Regions from separate parts of the Homo sapiens genome. Here region 1 is linked to region 2. The links are chromatin contacts, found by Hi-C or POLR2A ChIA-PET in ENCODE. All regions are on one chromosome and are shown on one strand. Each heading gives the region's core, a stretch centred on a gene start or an enhancer-like site at or near the end of the contact. The rest is flanking DNA. Distances are from core to core; before and after follow the strand shown.

What was found. A loop is a pair of places that touch in the nucleus more often than their neighbours do. ChIA-PET counts read pairs that join two places held with the same protein, here RNA polymerase II (POLR2A).
Region 1: a loop to region 2 is called in a map of astrocyte of the cerebellum, with 5 times the contacts of the local background. The contact joins two enhancer-like sites. A Hi-C loop is called at or near these places in 1 of 168 maps with a recorded cell type or tissue (astrocyte of the cerebellum). POLR2A ChIA-PET finds 5 or more read pairs at or near these places in 3 of 52 experiments (AG04450, CD8-positive, alpha-beta T cell and H1).

What each region holds. Positions count from the first base shown.
Region 1 is chr17:1,997,060-2,002,204 of GRCh38, reverse strand. All of the region lies in intron 1 of RTN4RL1 (reticulon 4 receptor like 1), which reads left to right. Among named protein-coding and RNA genes, the nearest start is that of RTN4RL1-AS1, 18 kb to the left of the region's middle. RefSeq lists an enhancer at 1,710-2,220. Within about 2 kb of position 2,129, at least 22 of the 41 ENCODE cell types and tissues checked have a DNase peak (open chromatin) inside an H3K27ac peak, as active enhancers do.
Region 2 is chr17:1,780,403-1,785,089 of GRCh38, reverse strand. SMYD4 (SET and MYND domain containing 4) reads left to right here. Exons shown (of 11, transcript NM_052928.3): 8 at 629-764; 9 at 1,614-1,730; 10 at 1,932-2,055; 11 at 3,651-4,687. The coding sequence ends at 3,804. Among named protein-coding and RNA genes, the nearest start is that of SERPINF1, 21 kb to the right of the region's middle. RefSeq lists an enhancer at 941-1,235. Within about 2 kb of position 1,686, at least 34 of the 41 ENCODE cell types and tissues checked have a DNase peak (open chromatin) inside an H3K27ac peak, as active enhancers do.

The DNA.
Region 1 (5,145 bases), core at 880-3,379, 220 kb before region 2:
GAAGGAAGGAAGACAGTCCTTGCAGAAATACCGCTGCAGTGTCTGCCAGGACCTAAGATCTCGTACTATCTATTTTTTAATAATTGAGGGTAATAAATATGTATTTCTTTCTCCTCATCATCCCCCAACCTCCGATGCTTGTCAGCTCCCTGCGTCTCTCCTCTGATCAGACCAAGTCTTCCCCAAGCAAAAAAAAAAAATCCTTTAAGCAAAAAGGATTAAAACCTTGAAAGTAGGTCTGCCTGAGCTCCCCCCACTCCCTCCCCTCCCCTCCCCCAGGGCTGAAGTGAAGAGGCCCCTCAGGGGAGCCGGGGACGGGGGGAGCTGATGCTGCAAACCCCAAGTGGGGACCTTAGCAGGGGAGAATCCCGCAGTCACCCCTTCCCGCAGCCCATCGAGTCCTGGGGGAGGCAGCCTAGCCCGGCCCAGCTCTCCACTGGCCATTGAGGAGGGGCTGCTCGAGAACAAGGCTGCCCTAGTCCCCAGCAGTACAGGACATAGGAAGGAGGCCTTTGGTCTCAGAAAGACCCAGTTCTACCTTGCAGCATGGCTCTGTGCTTTAGGGGCCTGTGTGACCTTGGAACAAGCACTTGAGTCTCAGTTTCTTCATCTGGAAAATGGGAATATAAATAGTGCCTACCTTACAGAGGATCAAATAAGGCCGGGCGCGGTGGCTCATGCCTGTAATCCCAGCACTTTGGGAGGCCGAGGCGGGCGGATCACGAGGTCAGGAAATCGAGACCATCCTGGCTAACATGGTGAAACCCCGTCTCTACTAAAAGTACGAAAAGAAATTAGCAGGGCATGGTGACGGGCGCCTGTAGTCCCAGCTACTCGGGAGGCTGAGGCAGGAGAATGGTGTGAACCCGGAGGCGGAGCTTGCAGTGAGCCCAGATCACACCACTGCACTCCAGCCTGGGCAACAGAGTGAGACTCCATCTCAAAAAAAAACCCAGAGGATCAAATAAGCTAAACATAGTCCAGTGTCTGGCACATGGAAAATACAAAGTAAATGAAAGGCCAGGCGTGGTGGCTCACACCTGTAATCCCAGCACTTTGGGAGGCTGAGAGGGGAGGATGACTTGAACCCAGGAGTTCAATGCCAGCCTGGGCAACATAGTGAGACCCCATCACTACAAAAAAAAAAAAAGTAAATGAAAAACATTATTATTGTTATCTTTATCAAGTGATTCTCAGACACAGAGGGCAGCCTGTCACGTCTCCTATTCCATGACCCTCCACAGCTCACAAAGGCCTGCGAGCCACAGCTGTTTCCATGCAGTATTCCCACCATCCCTCCAAGAGGGGCTGAAGGTGAGGCTGGGTGGCATGATTTGGAGCCTTGCCCAAGGCTGCTGGACCCGTAGGTAATAGAACCAGAACCCTGCCAGCTGCAGTGGCGCACCCCTGTAATCCCCGTACTTCGGGAGGCTGAGCTGGGCGGATCACCTGAGGTCAGGAGTTCAAGACCAGCCTGGCCAACATGGCGAAACCCCATCTCTACTAAAAATACAAAAATTAGCCAGACGTGGTGGCACGCCCCTGTAATCCCAGCTACTCAGGAGGCTGAGGCAGGAGAATGACTTGAACCTGGGAGACGGAGGTGAGCCGAGATCGCACCATTGCACACCAGCCTGGGCAAGAAAAGCGAAAATCAGTCTCAAAATAAATAAATAAATAAATAAAATACTAAAATTAGCTGGACATGGTGGCATGTGCTTGTAATCCCAGTTACTCGGGAGGCTGAGACTTGAGAATCGCTAGAACCCAGGAGGTGGAGGTAGCACCGAGACCATGCCGCTGCACTCCAGCCTGGGCGGCAGAGAGAGACTCCATCTTAAACAAACAAACAAACAAAAACTGGAACCCAAAGTAGGACTTTGTGTCCCTTCCCTGCCTCCCGTCCTGACATTCCTTCCTCTGCCCCATCCTGCTTCCTAACAAGGCACCCAATATCCTTGGCTCTGGGCTCCAGGAGCCAACCCAGGAAGCAAACTAGGAAAGGCCTGGCCGGGCTGGGTAGGGACACCTGGGGCAGCGGTGGCTGCTACTTGGCAGACACGCCTTCTCCCTGACACAGCTGTCAGCCTTTGCAGTTCTGCTGAGGCAGCAGCCCTGGCCCAGGCAGGCTTCCCTCCCTCTGTGCTGGGTACATGCACACAGGGCTGGCTGCAGATGGCCGGCCTGTGCCCCTGCACCCATCCAGGCCCAGGGACCCTGGCCTGCCCAGTGGTCAGCACTTGGCCACCTGGCCTCCAGGGCCCCACTGCCTGCCCCCCTGGGGACAGGCCTGCCCCAGCTGCTCTGGGCCCTAGACAGGAGAGGAGAGGCGAGAAGAGGCAAGGCCGTGAGGCCGGAGGGCAGGAAAAGCCGGGAGGGAGGTGGCTATTTATAGCCAGCTTTGCTTTTGTTCCTTTTCCAGCAATGCCTCTCTTTAAATAGGAGCAGGGCTGGAGGCTGCAGCTCTTCCCCAGCCGCCTGCAGTCAGCACGCAAGAGTGTGTGTGCCTGTGCGTGTGTGTGTGGGGGGGGCATGTATAGGGAGTGGGCACTGCAGTGTGTATTTGTGCATGTGTGCAGGGACAGGAAGAAGAGGCTGGATGTTCTGTGTACGTGTGTGCTTGTGTGTACACCGACATGTACAGGGTGGCAGTGGGTGAACAGCTCTTTGTGTATGGGTGTTGGGAGCTGCATGTGCACATACGTGGATAGGGATGGGGCAGTTCATGTGTGTGTGTGTGTGTGTGTTTTATTTTTTTCGAGACGGAGTCTTGCTCTGTTGCTCAGGCTGGAGTGCAGTGGCGCGATCTCGGTTCACTGCAATCTCCTCCTCCCGGGTTCAAGTGATTCTCCTGCCTCAGCCTCCCGAGTAGCTGGGATCACAGGCGCGCGCCACCACGCCCGGCTAATTTTTGTATTCTTGGTAGAGACGGGGTTTCACCATGTTGGCCAGGATGGTCTCCAACTCTTGATCTCGTGATCCGCCCGCCTCCGCCTCCCAAAGTGCTGAGATTACAGCCGTGAGCCACCGCGCCCGGCCGGTGTGTGTGTGTGTGTGTGTGTATGATGAGCACACATTCAGTGCAGCGTGTGTGTGTGTGTGTGTGTGTGATCGCGCATGTGTCTGGTGTAGACTGGCGTGAGCAGCTCTCTGGGGCGAGTGAACATCGCTGTAAGGGGCTGTGGAGTGGTCCCCGCCCTGTGTGTGAGAGGATGGCATCGTGCAGGGAAGGGGGAGCAGCTCTTCAGTTGTGCACAGCCGACTGGAACCCTCGGTGAGGGCAGGGCCTGTGTCTGTTCTGCGCGTGGGATGAGCGCGTAGAGAATAAAGGGGCTCCGGGGTCGTCTTCGGCTGCCGGGAAAGTGCGTCAAACCCGCGTCCCCAGCGTTTTTAGGGCCCTCGCAGAGCCCCACCCCCACCCCCACCCCGGGGTCCCCGTGCGCGCGAGGCCGCCCCTGTCCCCGTCTGTGCTGCGAGGCCCGTGAGGGGAGCGGGGCCCGGGCGCTCCGGCAGCGCCAGCTTGGGCAGGAAAGCGCCGCGGCGACCTCGGAGGCCACATCCCGGCGAGCCCAGGAGGAGGCGAGCCGGCCCCACGTCCCCCACCCTCCGCCTCAGCGTTCACGTCTGTAAAGTGGGGGCAGGAAAGCCGCCGGGGATCCGGCAGGGACCTGCGCGCTGGGCAGCGGTGGCCGGCCCGGGGGCAGCCGCGGGGAGGGGAGGCCCGACCCGAGCGGGGCGCGTGGGGTGCGCAGATCCCCGGCCGGCGGCTCCCGCGAGAGGGAACGGATCCCAGCGCGGCCGCGGCTCCCCGCGCGGTAACCCCGATCTCTCAGCGCGGGCCCCCGGCTCTAGAGCGAGAAGACCCTCCCGGGCGGGGCCGGTGCCCAAAGGGCGCGCTCGGCTCGGGTCGGCCTGCGGGAGGCCTTGGGGCGCCGGGTCTGGGCACCGCCCTCGCCCTGCAGCTCCGGATCAATGCGACAGCCCTCCCCGCCCCTCCCCCAAAGGCCAAACAAAACATAGTAAATATTTAATCCGGGCCAGGGAGCCAAGGAGGCCTCCCCGCCCCCTCCGCCGCCGTCTGGCTCCCCTGCCAGCCCCGGCAGCTCTCCCTCGGTAATGAGGCCGGGAGAGGCCGGGATCGATCGCGGCCTGGGGCGGAGGCGGGGGTGGGGGTGGGGCGCCCGGCACCCTGAGGGGGACATCGCTGCCCGCCCCCAGGCCCCAGACCCAGGAGCCCAACCGAAGGCACCTGCGCCCACGCTTTCCCCAGAAGGCCTGCGAGGAGCGCGCCGGCCCCTGCCGGCCTGCCCTTGTCACCTCCCTTCTCAGAGGGCGTCAGCTGGGGTCGGGGGTCTGCGGGGATGCAGGCCCGAGTAGGAGGGCTGTGAAGGGGGCGGGGACCTCCCAGCCCCGGCTCAGGCCTGACCTCCGAGTCCTAGTGGTTTAAAGCCAGCAGGGGCTTGGATGAGGCCTGGGTGGGGCAGGGGCAGCTAGGGGTGCCCTAGAGGGAGGCTGGCGAGGTGTTCCTGTACCTTGGAGTAGGATACCTTAGTGTGCTGGTGGTGCTCCCGATTTCCTGGGCATTGCCTGGGGAATACCTAGAGGGGACGGTGACATCCTCACTGCTCATTCATGCAGTGGTTTATGATTGAGCACCTACTATGGGCCAGTCATACTTGTCGACTACCAGACAGACAAGTTCAGACCTGCAGAGGGATCGCATTCCAGAGAGCGACAGTTAATAAGTAAACACATGCGATGATTTCAGATCGTGGTTGGACTCAGTGTAGAGAATAAAACTGTTAATGTGATATTGTACTTGGCCGGGAGAGGAGCCACATCAGCTGGGCTGGTCCTGGAGCTGGCTGAGGACGATGGGTTGGGGAAAAAGCATCCCAGACAAAGTCTGTAGGAAGTGCAAAGGCCCAGAGGCAGGAAATAATTTGCGAGGAAGGCCAGTGAGGTTGATTGTCGTGAGTGAAGAAGCAGGTAGTGAGCGGCAGATCCCTGAAGGTCTCGTGGGCCACGGAGGAGTTTGGATTTTGTTCTAAGTGCAGTGTGAATGCATTAGAGGTTTTAAGCAAAGGAATGACATGATCTGATTTACATTTTTAAAAGCCTCTGCTGGCTGCAGTGTGGAGAATG
Region 2 (4,687 bases), core at 437-2,936:
CAAGGCCGGGCACGGTGGCTCACGCCTGTAATCCCAGCACTTTGGGAGGCTGAGGCGAGCGGATCATGAGGTCAGAAAATCGAGACCATCCTGGCTTACACGGTGAAACCCCGTCTCTACTAAAAAAAAAAAATAAATAACACACACAAAAATTTAGCCGGGCTTGGTGGTGGGCACCTGTAGTCCCAGCTACTCGGGAGACTGAGGCAGGAGAATGGCGTGAACCCGGGAGGCGGAGCTTGGAGTGAGCCGAGATCGCACCACTGCACTCCAGCCTGGAGACCGAGCGAGACTCCATCTCAAAAAAAAGAAATGTTTGTCATCTAAAGTCCTGGCCCCAAAAAGCGACAAGAGGGGCTATAGAAGTGGAAAGAAATTGTGCACTGTACCAGTTCTGTTCCAAAAATGAAATCTCAGGTGGGATCAGCTACTGCTGATACACTTCATTAGAATTGCCGCCATTGCCGCCATCAAACAAAATTCGCTCAGACTTTCGTCACGATGTATTGTTACAGGAGTCTCTTTCCCCCATGAGGTAAGAAACTATGGAGCAGTCCTGTAATGTAAGCACAGGCGGTGTTGATAACTGACCCTGGCATTGGAATAAAGAGAAAACTGACTTCCACAGGGAGATGACGTGCTGCGCTGTGGCAGCAGATCTTGTGCAGAATCCGCCGTCAGCAGGGACCACCTGGTCTCTCGGTTACAGGACCTACAGCAGCAGGTCAGAGTGGCCCAGAAGCTTCTCAGAGATGGTGAACTAGGTGAGACTGGCTCCCTGCTTTGGTCCTCCAGCCCCTTCCCTTTTATTTGTTCTGATACCGTTTTGGACTCAGGGATACTCAGTACTGATGGGAGAATTGGATGTAATTATCCCCATGCCAGCCACAAGATGGCTATATAGGCCAGTGAGTCCAAACCCTGACCAGCTTTGTTACTGTGGGGCCCTTGAAAAGGGGCCAGGTGATTTCAGCTGTTGTTTTCTTCTGCATCTGATTGCTAAGTTGAAGTACCCCTGCCAACTAACGGGTCATCGCTGACATCCGTGAGCTGTGTGCAGTTCCAGAAGTTGAGTGTCATTTATTTTAATTCCAGGGCCTAGTGATGTAACTTCCTAGAAGGGCGGTTCTTCCCTCCTCAGAGCTAGTCTCTGCTAGAGAGCAGTGGGGCGTGAGCCCAGCTGATAGGAGTGTCTTGCTTTTGTCTGAGACTTGCGGAGCTCCCCATTGCCCTTGAAAACCCTGCCTTAGAGCTTGACATCATGGGATTTTTATTTACCCTGCTTTATGAAAGTTGACCTTTAGCTTAGATTTCAGGGTCAAGAGAAATCATGGCCGTACGTGAAAGGTAGAGTTGGTCGAGTTGGGAAGTTAATGTTGAAAATACAGTGTAAATGTGGGGAGGCCTCCCCTAGCGCCTTTCTCCACTGACAGAGAAAACAGAAGAAAACAGCAGCTTTATTGGAACAGACATTGTGCGTTGGTGACAACCCAGGGAGGCCAGGGGGAATTTCCACATTCAGCCCAGCTGATTCAGAGGATTTGAGACCTGGATTCTCATTCCTAGGACTGGGCTTCTGTCTATAGTGAGACGTCTTTCCTCTGCATTGACAGAGCGAGCTGTTCAGCGGCTGTCGGGGTGCCAGCGTGACGCCGAGAGCTTCCTGTGGGCAGAGCACGCCGTGGTGGGAGAGATCGCGGATGGCCTGGCCCGGGCCTGTGCTGCCTTAGGTACAGCATGAGCCTTCACGTTCTGCGTCGGGAACAGTCTGCTGTGGGCACTTCGCCGTGGCCCCGGCCTTGTCTGCCTGGTTACCCCCCGCTCTGTAAACTGAGGGTGCTCCCCCTCTCGTTCCATTTCCTCCCCCTGAAAATATGCATCCACAGTTGACAGTGGTTCTTTTCTGGAACAAGATTTTTCTCTTCTCACAGGAGACTGGCAAAAGTCAGCCACCCATCTACAGAGGAGTCTCTACGTGGTGGAGGTTCGCCACGGGCCGTCCAGTGTTGAAATGGGCCATGAGCTCTTCAAATTGGCCCAGATCTTTTTCAACGGGTGAGTCCCTTTCCCACTTCACAGGGCACACACTGTTCCTTTCCTAGGCTCTTCTGGGTATTACTTTTTTTCTATGGTGTTTTTAAAAGCATGTTGAAACTTCTTTATTTCCTCTTTAGGAGAGATCTTTGCCTTCTGTTTTGCTAACAAACATAACGCTTTAGAATTTCCTCCTGGGAGGCGGAGCTTGCAGTGAGCCAAGATCGCGCCACTGCACTGTAGCCTGGGCGACAGAGCGAGACTCCATCTCAAAAAAAAAAAAAAAAAGAATTTCCTCCTGGGAGATATGGGGAAAGCTTTTAGATCTCAAGTGAGTTTCCCAGAGAGAACTTGGCCAGGCAGCCCCACCCACCCTCCAGTATAGCTCTCCTTCTGGTTGTTCTCTGGTTCGTCACAGCCCCTTTGGCTGTCTCATTCCCAGCACTCTCAGCTCCAGGCTCTCTGCCTTCTCCCTACTCTGCATCCTCTTCCTTTTAAAGCGTTTGCTTGAACCAGGGCTGATTTTACCCCCAGACAACATGTGGCATTGCCTGGAGACTTTTTTTTTTTTTTTTTTGAGAAGGGGTCTTGCTGTCTTGCCCAGGCTGGAGTACAGTGGCTCGGTCACAGCTCACTGCTTCCTGCAACTCCTGGGCTCAAGCGATCTCTGGAGACATTTTGGATTGTCATGACTTGGAAGGGGGGTGCTGCTGGCATCTATTCGAAAGAGGCCAGAGGTGCTGCTAAGCATCCTCCCGGGTACAAGACAGTGCCCCCCCCACCAACCCCAGCAAAGAAGGAGCCAGCAACAGTGTCAATAGTGTCAGGGTCGAGAAACCCTGCTTTTTTGCTGCTGTTGTTTGTTTTTTGTTTTAAATCCCCTGTTCTACTTTGAAGGTTAAAAGGAAAGAACAGCACGCTGATGAGCTGATGCCAAATCCACTTTTGCTACTGAGACCATTTAGGGCCCAATTTCAGGATTTCCGGGTGGAACCTCCAACCCTGGTAAAGCTGCCCTTGGTGTATGTGGCTATGAGAAAGTGCTTAAAGCTTCAACCTAAGGCTGTGCTGAGTGGGCCTGGTACCCAAGACACAGAGACATTCTGTTTGGTCAGAGAGAGAGAAAAGGGCTGCAGAGTTAGGTCAGAGGTCAGCCCTAAGATGGTCACCCTAAAATGAAAACTGCTATGTAAACCTGTGGTAAATACCAGATGAAAACTTTGAGGCCGGGTGTGGTAGCTCACGCCTGTAATCCAGCTGCCCAGGAGGTTGAGGCAGGAGAATCACTTGAACCCGGGAGGCGGAGGTTGCAGTGAGCCGAGGTCGCACAAATACCTGGGCGACAAGAGTGAAACTCTTGTCTCAAAAAAAAAAAAAAAAGCTTTGAGATTTGCCTCGTGTTCTCAGGATCCTGGCGTCTATACTATCTTTTATAACTGTTTTCTCACACTTTTGTTTTGCAGCGTGTTTGTGACAGTGTCTTACTTACTGTTCTAGATTGTAGGATCCTTGATGACAGAAATGATCTTACATTCTTCACGGTGTGTGAGTAGGCCCTCAATTAACATTTGCCTCACAAATCAGTGAACTAACTCCTCTTACCTCCCTTGGCTCAGGTTTGCAGTACCCGAAGCCCTGAGCACAATACAGAAAGCTGAGGAGGTTCTGTCGCTGCACTGTGGCCCATGGGACGATGAAATCCAGGAGCTCCAGAAGATGAAATCCTGTTTGTTGGACTTACCACCCACCCCTGTAGGGCCTGCATTGTAGGGTTCCAGGAGGATTTTGACCCACAGAAAAGGAGCCCATGGAACACAAGTTAAAGAGGTTTTGCTGGCCAGGTATGGTGGCTCACGCCTGTAATCCCAGCACTTTGGGAGGCTAAGGTGGGCGGATCACCTGATGTCAGGAGTTCAAGACCAGCCTGGCCAACATGGTGAAACCCCATCTTTACTAAAAATACAAAAAACTAGCCAGGCGTGGTGGTGGGCACCTGTAATCCCAGCTACTTGGGAGGCTGAGGCAGGAGAATCTCTTGAACCCAGGAGGCGGAGGTTGCAGTGAGCCGAGATCGCTCCACTGCACTCCAGCCCAGGTGACAGTGTGAGACTCCATCTCAAAAAAAAAAATAAGAGGCCGGGTGCGGTGGCTCAAGCCTGTAATCCCAGCACTTTGGGAGGCCGAGGCAGGCAGATCACGAGGTCAGGAGATCCAGACCATCCTGGCTAACACGGTGAAACCCCGTCTCTACTAAAAATACAAAAAAATTAGTCGGGCGTGGTGGCGGACGCCTGTATTCACAGCTACTCGGGAGGTTGAGGCAGGAGAATGGGGTGAACCCGGGAGGAAGAGCTTGCAGTGAGCCGAGATCGCGCCACTGCACTCCAGCCTGGGTGACAGAGCCAGACTCCATCTCAAAGAAAAAAAAAAAATATTAAGAGGTTCTGCTGCCAGATGTGGGTTCTGTGGGTCGGGTGTGGGTTCTGTGGGTCGGGTGTGGGTTCTGCAGACCAGGTGCGGATTCTGTGTAGGTTCTGCAGGCCCAGTGTAGAGGCTCACACCTGTAATCCCAGTACTTTGAGACGCTGAGGTGGGAGGATCACTTGAGCCCAGGAGTTCAAAACCAGCCTGGGCAATATAGTGAGACCGTATC